Linked DNA regions of Homo sapiens: all the other regions are linked to region 3. Evidence: chromatin contacts called from ENCODE Hi-C or POLR2A ChIA-PET data. All regions are on one chromosome and are shown on one strand. The core of a region is the stretch at or near the end of the contact, and the rest is flanking DNA. Distances in the headings are between cores, read along the strand shown.

What was found. Hi-C counts contacts between places; a loop is a spot of excess contacts on that map. ChIA-PET counts read pairs that join two places held with the same protein, here RNA polymerase II (POLR2A). Pooled maps may share reads with other maps.
Region 1: a pooled map shows a loop between it and region 3 (7-fold over the local background). The contact joins the promoter of APBB2 here to the promoter of TMEM33 in region 3. A Hi-C loop is called at or near these places in 1 of 37 single-sample maps with no recorded cell type and 7 of 50 pooled maps. POLR2A ChIA-PET finds 5 or more read pairs at or near these places in 2 of 52 experiments (A549 and BJ).
Region 2: a pooled map shows a loop between it and region 3 (9-fold over the local background). The contact joins the enhancer-like site here to the promoter of TMEM33 in region 3. A Hi-C loop is called at or near these places in 2 of 37 single-sample maps with no recorded cell type and 4 of 50 pooled maps.

What each region holds. Positions count from the first base shown.
Region 1 is chr4:41,212,276-41,216,129 of GRCh38, forward strand. APBB2 (amyloid beta precursor protein binding family B member 2) reads right to left here and starts at 2,267. Exons shown (of 18, transcript NM_004307.2): 1 at 2,130-2,267. RefSeq lists an enhancer at 560-639 and silencers at 1,642-1,951, 2,362-2,531.
Region 2 is chr4:40,991,344-40,994,916 of GRCh38, forward strand. All of the region lies in intron 6 of APBB2 (amyloid beta precursor protein binding family B member 2), which reads right to left. Among named protein-coding and RNA genes, the nearest start is that of APBB2, 220 kb to the right of the region's middle. Within about 2 kb of position 1,513, at least 9 of the 41 ENCODE cell types and tissues checked have a DNase peak (open chromatin) inside an H3K27ac peak, as active enhancers do.
Region 3 is chr4:41,933,495-41,937,100 of GRCh38, forward strand. It overlaps TMEM33 (transmembrane protein 33), which reads left to right and starts at 1,935. Exons shown (of 7, transcript NM_018126.3): 1 at 1,935-2,035. The coding sequence starts at 1,991. LOC105374426 (a long non-coding RNA gene) reads right to left here and starts at 1,181. Exons shown (of 3, transcript NR_188374.1): 1 at 1,112-1,181. RefSeq lists enhancers at 1,775-1,954, 2,195-2,244, 2,255-2,324.

The DNA.
Region 1 (3,854 bases), core at 1,017-3,516, 720 kb before region 3:
TTGGAGTCAGTATTCACATTACTCCAGCTAAGTGTAAACACCAGTATTTTGCACTTTAGCTCATCAAGCTTTCTTTTTTTCAGAAACAGGATCTCACTCTGTTGCCCAGGCTGGAGTGCAGTGGCGTGATCATAGCTCACTACAGCCTCAAACTCCTAGGCTCAAGCAATCCTCCCACCTCACCATCCAGCTTTTCAATTACCACTTTATAAAAATTTCAGAAAGCCAGTTCACATTGGCTCCTTGAAGGTGAATTTATTCAGTTAAAAGTATCCATTAGAAGAGGGAATAAAAGCATAGGACCTAAAAACCTTCTGTGGAAAGGATCTCAACTTTAGAGTCGTCTCTCAAAGGCTCTCAGCAAATATCTAGAGACGTGGTTACATCCAGTTTACGAAGACTGTCGGTGACTTCGGGGTCATACAGTACATGGACAACGAAAGAACAGCAATTGAAATCTTGTACTTGTACCCCACCACCTTCCGCCCTATGATCAACCCACTGTACTCTACTGCCACCTGTGTTCTCTCGGCATTTCCCCAGCCTGGAGGTTTCCCCATTCTCGCCACAAATACCATCCTTCACGAACGATGCCATTTCTAGGATGTTGCAAGTTATGATAAACAACTGTTGAACAAATATTGCTTACAAGCTACAAGTTGAAAACGAGAAGGTTGCTACCTAAGTTCATGAAGAAATCCCCTTTCAAGGATTCCATCTGTTCCTAAAAGGCCAGCCACACAAATTCTAATACTCTGCATTATTATGGCCATTTGGGGACAAGATTTTAAATCTGAAACCATGACAAGAAAAAAAAAAAAAGCAAGATTTAAGAGAGTAAACTCCAGAAACAACAGATCAAACTGCCATTGTGTTTGTTTTTTTTAAATCAGTGAAATATTAAAACAAATGATAAACCCATGCCAACCTCACAAAGTTTCCTCATTCCTTGGAATTCAAACACCACCGATGGCATCATTTTATGATAATCCTTTGGGTATTTCACGTAAGTAATTAGACACAATGTAAAGCCAGTGACTGAGGGACTTAAACAAACTGTCCCCTCCGAGAGCCCAGTTGGAGCTTCCGACACTGACCTTATTCTCCTCTCAATTTTAACCCTCCTCAACCACTCAATCCATCCAAAAACGTCTGTGACAGTCGTGGCTCTAAAACCGCGCAGAACTTGACTACAGAACGGTCGGTGACAACTCCACATATGATTTATCCAAATTAATTTATTTTTTTGAATTCTAGTCCCATGCTCCCTCGGCTGTTTGCCCCGAACCCGTAGTCTACACCACTTCACCGACGTGAAGACCACCTTTCATTGTTTCTATGGGTCTCAGCATCCTTCCCTCCGTCCAGCTCTGTTCTCGCCGCACAAATGTCATTTCTAGCGTACCACCCTCCATTCCGCCCGGTGGGCAGCGCAGGGGCTTTCGGGTCCCAGTGGCCAGTTTCCTGGAGTCGGTCCCCTATGCACAGCCATTTTCTAGTTAAACGCTCTCTCTGCCACCGAGGGGGAAAAGGAACTTTTCCCCCCTTTCATGTCTCATGGGCTGGCCTCTGAACCCCTCGTGGAGAAGCCAACCCCGGCTCCAACTCCCCGGCAGGAGCGCGCTGCCGCCCAGGAGAGACAGCCGAGCGGCACAGCGGAGGCCGGTGCCAGGACAAGGGGGTGTGCGCTCTTCCCGCAGGCGCCCACCCTCACTTTTCCCCTCTGCAGTCCCCACCCGGGCGCACCGCCTCCAACCCGGTCTCCCCCGCCCCAGGCCCTGCCAAGCCGGGGCTGCTGAGGGAAAGAGGGCGCCGGGAAGCGGGAGGGATGGAAGTCAAGGAGAGTGAGCCCGCAGTCGCCGTGCCACTGGCCCTGCGGCGCGGGCGCAGGGCGCACGGGACTCCGCAGCAGGCGCCCCGCTGCAGATGCCGCGGCAGCTGCTGCAGGTGTGGCTGCGGCTGAGCGGGCAGCAGTGGCCGCGGAGCCCCGGGGCCGGGAGCAGAGGAGAAGCCGCCGGGGGAACCCGCAGCCGCTCGCCGCACGCTGCTGCCGCTACCCGGGTGTTTCCCCAGCACTCTCGTGCTGCCCCGGAATCCGGGGCAAAGGCAAGGAAGAAAGCTGGGCTCACCAGTGGTGCGCGCGGCGCTCGCCTCGGCTCCGGCGCCCAGCGGCTCTGCTCCAGTCTCGCCCTTCCCGGAGCGCCCAGATCAGATGCGGTTACAGCGCACTAGCTTCCTACTTGAGACCAGAACGGGCTCCGGCAACTGAGCATGCTCAGTGCCGTTCCGCGAGTCCCGCGCAGGGAGCGGCGCTGACGAGATTCCACTTCTCCAGGCTTTGGCAGCGGCTGCGCGAGGGAAGGCTGGAGGGACCCGGCGGGGAGGGGGCCGAATGGGAGAAAGGCGGGGCCGGGGGGTGGGGGCCGGGCAGAAGGAGGCGGGCCGCGCTCCCAGGGCGACCCCTGCAGGTGGAGGCGGCAGGGCCTGCGGGAGGCACCCTCCCCAATCGCCTGGGAACACGCAGGGAGGCAATGGGTCCCCCAGTAAGACCCAAAGGCAGGACGTGCAGTGCAGCCCGGGTATCCCCTCCGTGTGGCTGGTGTCTGTCTGCACCAAAAGGCAGTTGGGTTACCTTAGCCCTGGCTTTTCTCCCACACGCCAGCATTCCCTTGCAATAGGAAAATGTCCCCACAGGAGAGCTGCCCACACCCACCCAGGCTAACTGCAAGTTGTAGGCGACACCTTCTCCTTCCTTCTACCTCCTATCCCCACCCCCAGGCATATGCCGCACACACACTCTTCTTTGATCCGGAAATCACAAGATAATATCAGGGGAGAGATACAACTGCCGGAGAGGAAAAGGAGGTTTTCCTTTCCATTGCCAATAATATTATCTATAACTCTAATTGTAAGCGTGCAAACAAAGCCCTGATAAGAGTCGAGTCTCAGTAAACGGTAAACCGTGCTCTGCCCCAGACGCTGTGAATGACATCCCCAAAGTATCCTTAGGATTGCTCTTCACCAGGGCAGCGGTTGTCAAACTGGAGCCTGGATCAGAATCGCCTGGAGGGTTTGCTGAAGTACAAATCCCTGAGTCCCAATCTGTGTCTCTGAATGGGTAGATATGTGGTGGGGCCCAAGCATCTGTATATCTAACAAGTTCCCATGGGATGCTGATGCTGCTGGTGTGAGGACTATACACTTTAGAGAACCCTACCCATACACACACACACACACAGTCCTACCAAGGATCTCGAATTAAAAACTCACGTGATTCTTCCTATGAGGACTCTATGCAGTGGGGTGGGCATTACTTTATTCTTTCCTACATGAGTTTATTAAGGATCCACGAGGTCTTGTACTAGGCCTGAGGATAGTGGTGAATTTAAAAGCCCAGGCCCCTGCTTTCATGGAATTTATAGTCCGGCCGGGTGACAGACACCTATCAAATAATCACTCAAAACGGTTATTTCAAACAGGTAGAGTGCTGGGAGGGAAATGCACAAGGTGCGAATAGAGTGTATAGAGGGACCCTCATGCAGACTCAGTGAGGTTGTTACGAAGGGATGGGAGGGGGGCTGCCTTGTGGAAGGTGGTTTCTGACTTTTGCACTCCAATAACCTCTCCAATTAACAATTATCTCCCTCAGACCGAGCTGGAGGCCAGCAATCATGTCCCTCCTTCCTACAACATAAAAACAATACTGTCACAGAGAAATCCCTATAAATTCATGAAAAGTGTTTACTCTTGGGACTGAGTCTCTGCACCCCAAGATCCACCTAACACGTCCGTGGACCAAGGACAGTCGAGGGCCACAGTAGACCTCTTGGGGAAAATACAGGCTCTCTGAACTG
Region 2 (3,573 bases), core at 263-2,762, 940 kb before region 3:
TGCTTCCTGGTATTGATTTTTAAAAGTCCCCTGGAAAATGCCTTGCATTTAAAAACCCTCACACCCCTTACGATAACCTATTCTGTCCCTAAAATTAAGACTATAACTTTCAAAACACTTTAGATGAAATTGTGCTAGGCCAGAGTAAGTGATCCTATTTATTTTTTTAAAAATATGTATCCAAAAAGTACAGGGGGAAAAAAAACCTATAGTGTTCTAACTATAGCAATTTCCTCCTGCTTTTATCCCTGTGTCTGAAGTGAGGTCATTTTTGTTTGTTTTTGGCAAGTGAACAGAGAAAAGAAGAAAGAAAAACACACACACACACCCTAGACTTTTCACCCCCTCCTCCTAAAACAGACACACTTGTTAATTTACAGCTTTGAAAATCATCTGGGTAGTTCTTCCATAATTCACCATCTTCCTTGGTTTTCTAGGATTTTTTTTAGAACCTTCAGACCCCAGAGGGCATTTCACTTGAAGATGCTACTCGTCTCATCCCTTCAGAAGGTGGGCTGAGGTTTCCTTAAGAATCTTCTATGAGAGTGGTCTGCAATTAGAAAGTTATAACAATTCTACCTGTGAGGGTGTTCTACAATCAGAACACTGCTCTCACTCTCCCTCCTCCTCCCCATCTCTCTCTCTCACACTCACGCACAGACACCACACACACCACACTCACACTGAAATTAAGAGTGAAAACTGTTAAGGCTAAAAATACTACAGAGAGAAAAGCATCTTTGCTAACACTTAATACTCAGAACAACTTTTTGAAAGTGAAAATGACGATGCTTTACCTGACTGATTATCAATGCAGCTGCCTTTTTTGTTTGTTGCTTGTTTTTAAGAGACAGGGTCTCACTCTGTTGCACAAGCTGGAAGCCAGTGGCATAATTATAGCCTTGACCACCTGGGCCCAAGTGACATCCTCTGCCTCAGCCTCCCGAGTAGCTGGTACTAAAGGTGCACGGCACTACACTTAGCTAATTTTATTTATTTATTTATTTTTGGTAGAGATGGGGGGGGGTCTTTCTATGTTGCCCATGCTGGTCTCAAACTCCTAGCCTCAAACTATCCTCCCACCTCAGCCTCCCAAAGCACTGGGATTACAGGTGTGAGCCACTGCACCAGATTGACACAGCTTTTTAGTTCGCTTCAGCAGCTATAGATTTACCTTCTGATGTAGTTAAACAACATTTTAGATACGTGCTGAACAGCAGTCTTGGACACCTCATTAATATGTAGTAAGGAAGAGAGCAAACCAACACTTGGAAAATTGTTCAATGAGGTGTGTGAAATGACTGGATGGAAACGCTGGTAACCCCTGGAAGTAACGCGGGAAGTATGAAGCCAGCGAGCAGGAGTATCACGAGCAGAAGACCGACCCCCGATGTCCAGGCCAGGGAGCTGCACCACCCTCAGGACCCATCACCTTCCTCACCCCTTCAAGTAAGACCGAGGCTCATGGGCAATGACGAACAAGCCAAACCACAGGGCCGGATGGAGATAGGCCGGCCTGCCATGTGCAGGATCTCTACGTTGTGAAACACTGTCTTCCTGCCTACTTGTTCTAGTCTACTCTGCTGCTTATCTGAAGTTATTTTCTGTTTGTGTACACAATCGTAGTCCCTCTTTTACTCTCTCTCTGTGCTTTTCCTTCAGTGGGAGAATTAATTTTCCATACCAGAATATTTATAAAATCCAATTTTTGCTGAGCCCTTACTACATGGCAATCACTACGTTCTGTGCCCCACATGTCTTGTTTCAGTTAATCATCACAACCACCCCACAAGGCAGAGACTATTATTAACCCTATTTGACAGAGGAGGAAACGTATGGTGTTAAGTGACTCAGCCACAATCATCCATTTAGTAATAGCACAGCTGGGATTTAAATATTCAGTGTTCATAGTGCAGTAAAGCTTATGGCACAAATTCCATTTTAGGGACAAGAACAAGAGAAGAGATTTCCAGTAGTTTAATTTCTGGAGCACAGGAGCAATTAAGAACTCTTCTCTCTTTTTTTTTTTTTTTTTTTTTTTTAACAAAAATGTTTTTTGAGACAGGGTTACCCTTTGTCTCCCAGGCTGAAGTGCAGTGGTGTGATCTTGGCTCACTGCAGCCTTGACCTCCGGGGCTCAAGGAGATCCTCCCACCTCAGCTTCCTGAGTAGCTGGGACTACAGGCACGTGCCATCATACCCAGCTAATTTTTTGTTTATTTTTTATAGAGATGAAGTCTCATTATGTTGCCCAGGCTGGTCTCAAACTCCTGGCCTCAAGCAATCCTCCTGCCTCAACCTCCCAAAGTGCTGGGATTACAGCATAAGCCATCATGCCTGGCCACTTCTACTTGATTCTATCAAAAACAAAAGAAAATATTATTTTTTAAAAGAAAATAAATGTTTTCCACGTTTTTCATTAAGGCTGTGATTCTTGTTAAATGTTAGCCAGATCAGTATCCATTATAATAGGAACACAGCACTTCAAACACAACAGAAGGCCCTAACTAAAGCAGTTCCTGTGTCAGAATCTGAGCCATGCTTCTCAAATGATGCATAGAGGAGGAAGTTAAAATGCAGGTTCCTGAGACCCACTACCTGCGTCTGAGTCTGTAAGGCACAGGTAGGGCCCAGGTATCTACATTTAAAGAAACACCTAGGAGAGGCTGGGCGCGGTAGCTCACACCTGTAATCCCAGCACTTTGGGAGGCCAAGGCAGGCAGATCACAAGGTCAGAAGATCAAGACCATCCTGTGAATGGTGAAGCCCCGTCTCTACTAAAAATTACAAAAAATTAGCCGGGCACGGTAGCGGGCGCCTGTAGTCCCAGCTACTCGGGAGGCTGAGGAAGGAGAATGGCGTGAACCTGGGAGGTGGAGCTTGCAGTGAGCCGAGATCGCGCCACTGCACTCCAGCCTGGGCAACAGAGCAAGACTCATCTCAAAAAAAAAAAAAAGAAACACCTAGGAGTTCTGATGCAGACAGACTACAGGCCAAACTTACTAGCTGCAACGAGATTTTCTCCAAGACTTGCAAATGAAGAAAATAAGATTGCTCTTGAAGTTAAAGTATGATAGTTGAATCAGTCAATGGATCAAAACCAAGAAATGGAGTAAGAGTGAGATAAGATGTCTCCCAAACATAGTATGACTTATCTTTAACTCAGTAGAAAATATTACTGTATCTTGGGCCGGGTGCAGTGACTCATGCCTGTAATCCCAGCACTTTGGGAGGGTGAGGTGGGCAGGATCATGAGGTCAAGAGATTGACACCATCCTGGCTAACATGGTGAAACCCCATCTCTACTAAAAATACAAAATATTAGCCAGGCGTGGTGGCACATGCCTATAGTCCCAGCTACTCGGGAAGCTGAGGGAGGAGAATCGCTTGAACCTGGGAGGCGGAGGTAGCAGTGAGTCAAGATTGTGCCACTACACTCCAGCCTGGGGCGACAGAGCAAGACTCCGGAAAAAAAAAAAAAGAAAAGAAAAGAAGAAAGGAAAAAGGAAGGAAGGAGAGAGAGAAGGAGGGAGGGAGGGAAGGAGGGAAAGAAATAAAGAAGGAAAATATTAC
Region 3 (3,606 bases), core at 685-3,184:
TTAAACATAGGCTGACTTCCTAGAACTAATTTGAAAGGAAAACCCTAACTTTCCACGCCTAAGTAGTTGCTAGTCAGTTGTGTCTAAACTACAAAAGGGAGGGGGTATAATGAGGCATGTCTGATCTCCTGTCCCATCATGGCTGGGGTCCCCTTGGCCAAGAAAGGGATCTATCCAGTCAGTCGACAGACCCCTTACTTAGGATTTTATTTTTAGTTTATATATATATAAATGGCTTCACAACGAATTTCCTGACTTTTAATTTGCCCCTCTGTTCATCCTCCACCCTGTTGCCAGAGAGAACTTTCTAAATCTCAGGATGTCACACTTCTGATTAAAATTGTTCCATGGTTCTCTGGATTTCAGGGTCAAGTTCAGATCCTTTCCTCAGTACACCCCTGCCTGCCTCTCTAGCGCAAATCTTTCACAATCCCCTGACTGGTACCATCATTCTGGTCACACTCAACTAGTCCTCTCGCTGTCCTGTTACTTCTTGCACTTTCTGTTACTCTGTATGGAGTTCCCTTCCCGTTTTAAGGCAGAAGAATATGGTATGGCGGTAGGGAACCTAATGCCCTTTCTCGCTGACTTCCTAGAACTAAATTGAAGGAAAATCCTTACTGTCCACGCTTAAGTGAATAAAGGGCCAGATACTACTCCCTTTGCAAGCCCCAACCTGTTCTGCGCAGATTTGGGAAATTGAAAGTACCTCTGATTGGTTGCTTTTTGTAACCAATCAGACGTTTGCATAGAAGTGTAACTTTGTAACTTCTTCAGCCTCTGATTGGTTGCTTTGCGCAACCATTCAGACTGATTGCGGGCCACCACTTCATTTACATGAAGTGAACTCCAAGTGGCCAATGGGAAACCTCTAGGGGGTATTTGGACCCGAGAAGACTCTGTATCCAGGGCCCTTGAGCTGCTGTCTCACTCTCCCACACTCTGGAGTGTACTTTCATTTTCAACAAATCTCTGCTTTTGTTGCTTTATTCTTTCCTTGCTTTGTGCGTTTTGTCCAATTCTATGTTCAAAACGCCAAGAACTTGGACACCCTACACCAGTAACACTTTCAGCCAACTTTTTGTCGTTCAAGATCAAGGCCCGGACTTACCTTTTCCAGGAAACCTCCCCAGATCCCTTCTGATTTAGGTACCGTCCTCTGTGCTCCCTGTGATTAAATCAGCCTCTACACATATTACACAATCACTATGCTCTGATTTCCGTTTACTTGTTTCTCTTTTGCAATCTGTGTCATATTCCTCTTTTTATCCGCCGTGCCAAGTATGGAGCCTGTCACATAGCAGGCCTCATAAATACTTATTGAAAGAATTAATAATAGACGTAGAACCAACGGGCTTAGTAAGCCCCTGGAGAAAGGAATCAAAGATGTTTCTGAGGCCTCTATATCAGGAAGTGCGGAAATTTCATGGTTTGAGAATGGGCAGGAAAGATCATTTGTGAGCTGTATTTAATGCAAAAGTTGCTCCCCCATCCTGATTTCTTAGCTCACTGGGCCAATCGGCGGAAGGACAGGTGGGGCTCAAATTAGGAGAAAAAAACCACACTTCCCGTCATGCCTCTGGGCACCGCTCCCGTTTCCCCCTCTTTGTCACCGCCTCTTCCCCACGGAAATGAAAGGAGCACTTCCGGGTTCGGCAATAACCTGGAGCCGGCGGCGTAGGTTGGCTCTTTAGGGCTTCACCCCGAAGCTCCACCTTCGCTCCCGTCTTTCTGGAAACACCGCTTTGATCTCGGCGGTGCGGGACAGGTACCTCCCGGCTGCTGCGGGTGCCCTGGATCCAGTCGGCTGCACCAGGCGAGCGAGACCCTTCCCTGGTGGAGGCTCAGAGTTCCGGCAGGGTGCATCCGGCCTGTGTGTGGCGCGAGGCAGGGAAGCCGGTACCCGGGTCCTGGCCCCAGCGCTGACGTTTTCTCTCCCCTTTCTTCTCTCTTCGCGGTTGCGGCGTCGCAGACGCTAGTGTGAGCCCCCATGGCAGATACGACCCCGAACGGCCCCCAAGGGGCGGGCGCTGTGGTAAGTGCGAGGGCAGGGTAGTCTGGCTTGATTTGCAAGAGTTAGGAAGAAGCAGGAAGCGTTGCGAGTCCCGAGGCGTTCCAGAAGCTCAGTGCATTCAGGAATGGGATTAATGAGTTGGGGTGGGGAAGTTGGAGCGGGGAGAGGGGAGGTCCTGAGCGAAGATATGGAGGGAACTACAAGTTTGTTTCTGAAGCGACAATAGGCTGACCTGGAGCTGGTGGCCCCCACCTGTATGCCATGGAAATTGGGCCTTCTTTCCTCTTCTCCCACCTCGGTCTTTTGTTTACCGTAGGCCCCAAGGTTAAAGATGCCGCATGAGATTGTGCCATGACACACATGATCCATGACACACACCACGTGGAGCACACGAGTGCCGGCAAAGAACGTTTCTGCCTAGTTTATACAATCGTATATAGAAATTATGCAAAGGGAGGAGAGCGGTGGTCTTTTTCTTCTTCACTTTGTTCTTTATGAAGAGAAATATCATTATGCTTTTGTAATTTTTTTAAGATGCTGATCTGGAGCTAACAAGTTATTTGTGCCCGGAGCATTGCTGTCCTCTACTTTTTAATCCATAAGTAGTTAAGTATTATTCTGTGTGACCACAATGCAGTTACCACATTTGGGAAATATTACCTAATATAAAATCCATGTGCAAATTTCCATAATTGTCCTTTAAAGCTGCTTTCTCTTCATCTGGGATTCTGTCAAAAAGCATGCATCGATGGGCTGGCGCAGTGGCTCACTCCTGTAAGCCCAGAACTTTGGGAGTCCAAGGCGGGAGGATCGCTTGAGTTCAGGAGTTAGAGACCAGCCTTGGAAACATAGCGAGACCTCATCTCTACTAGAAATCAAAGAAATTAGGCGGGGCGTGGTGGCTCACGCCTGTAATCTCAGCACTTTGGGAGGCCAAGGCGGGTGGATCGCTTGCGCCCGAGAAGTTGAAGCTGCCGTGAGCCAAGATCGCGCCACTGCACTCCAGCCTGGGTGATAGAGCAAAACCTTCTCTCAAAACAAACAAACAAACAAACAAACATAAATTAGCCGGTCGTGGAGGTGCGCTCCTATAGTCCCAGCATAGTCCCAGCTACTCAGGAGGCTGAGGTGGGTTGTGCTTTTGCGCTCCAGCCTGGGGTGACAGAGCGAGACCCTATCTCAGAAAGCATGCATTCAATTTACTGGCCATATCTTGTTTACTGCCTTTTAATCTAGAACAGTTCTGCCCTCTCCTCCCCTTTTTTGTCTTTTAAGATACTGATAGTTTTCAAGAGTCCAGACATGTTTTGCAGCATATATAGGTACATCTAATATGTATATCTATATTATATATCAGGAAGCATTTTACATTGATTTATCCCATCATTGCAGAATTTGTTTGATTATTTGATTAAGGTGGTGTCCACCAGTTTCTCCATTGTAAAGATACCTTTTTTCCTTTCTAATTAAAAAGTGTTCTTTGGCATGATACTGTGACACTGTGTGAATATTGCTCCTCAACAATTTTTCACCCAAAGATCTAGTGATTTTTTTTTTTTTTTGCCTGATGGTTGGACAGTTTACTCTTAAAA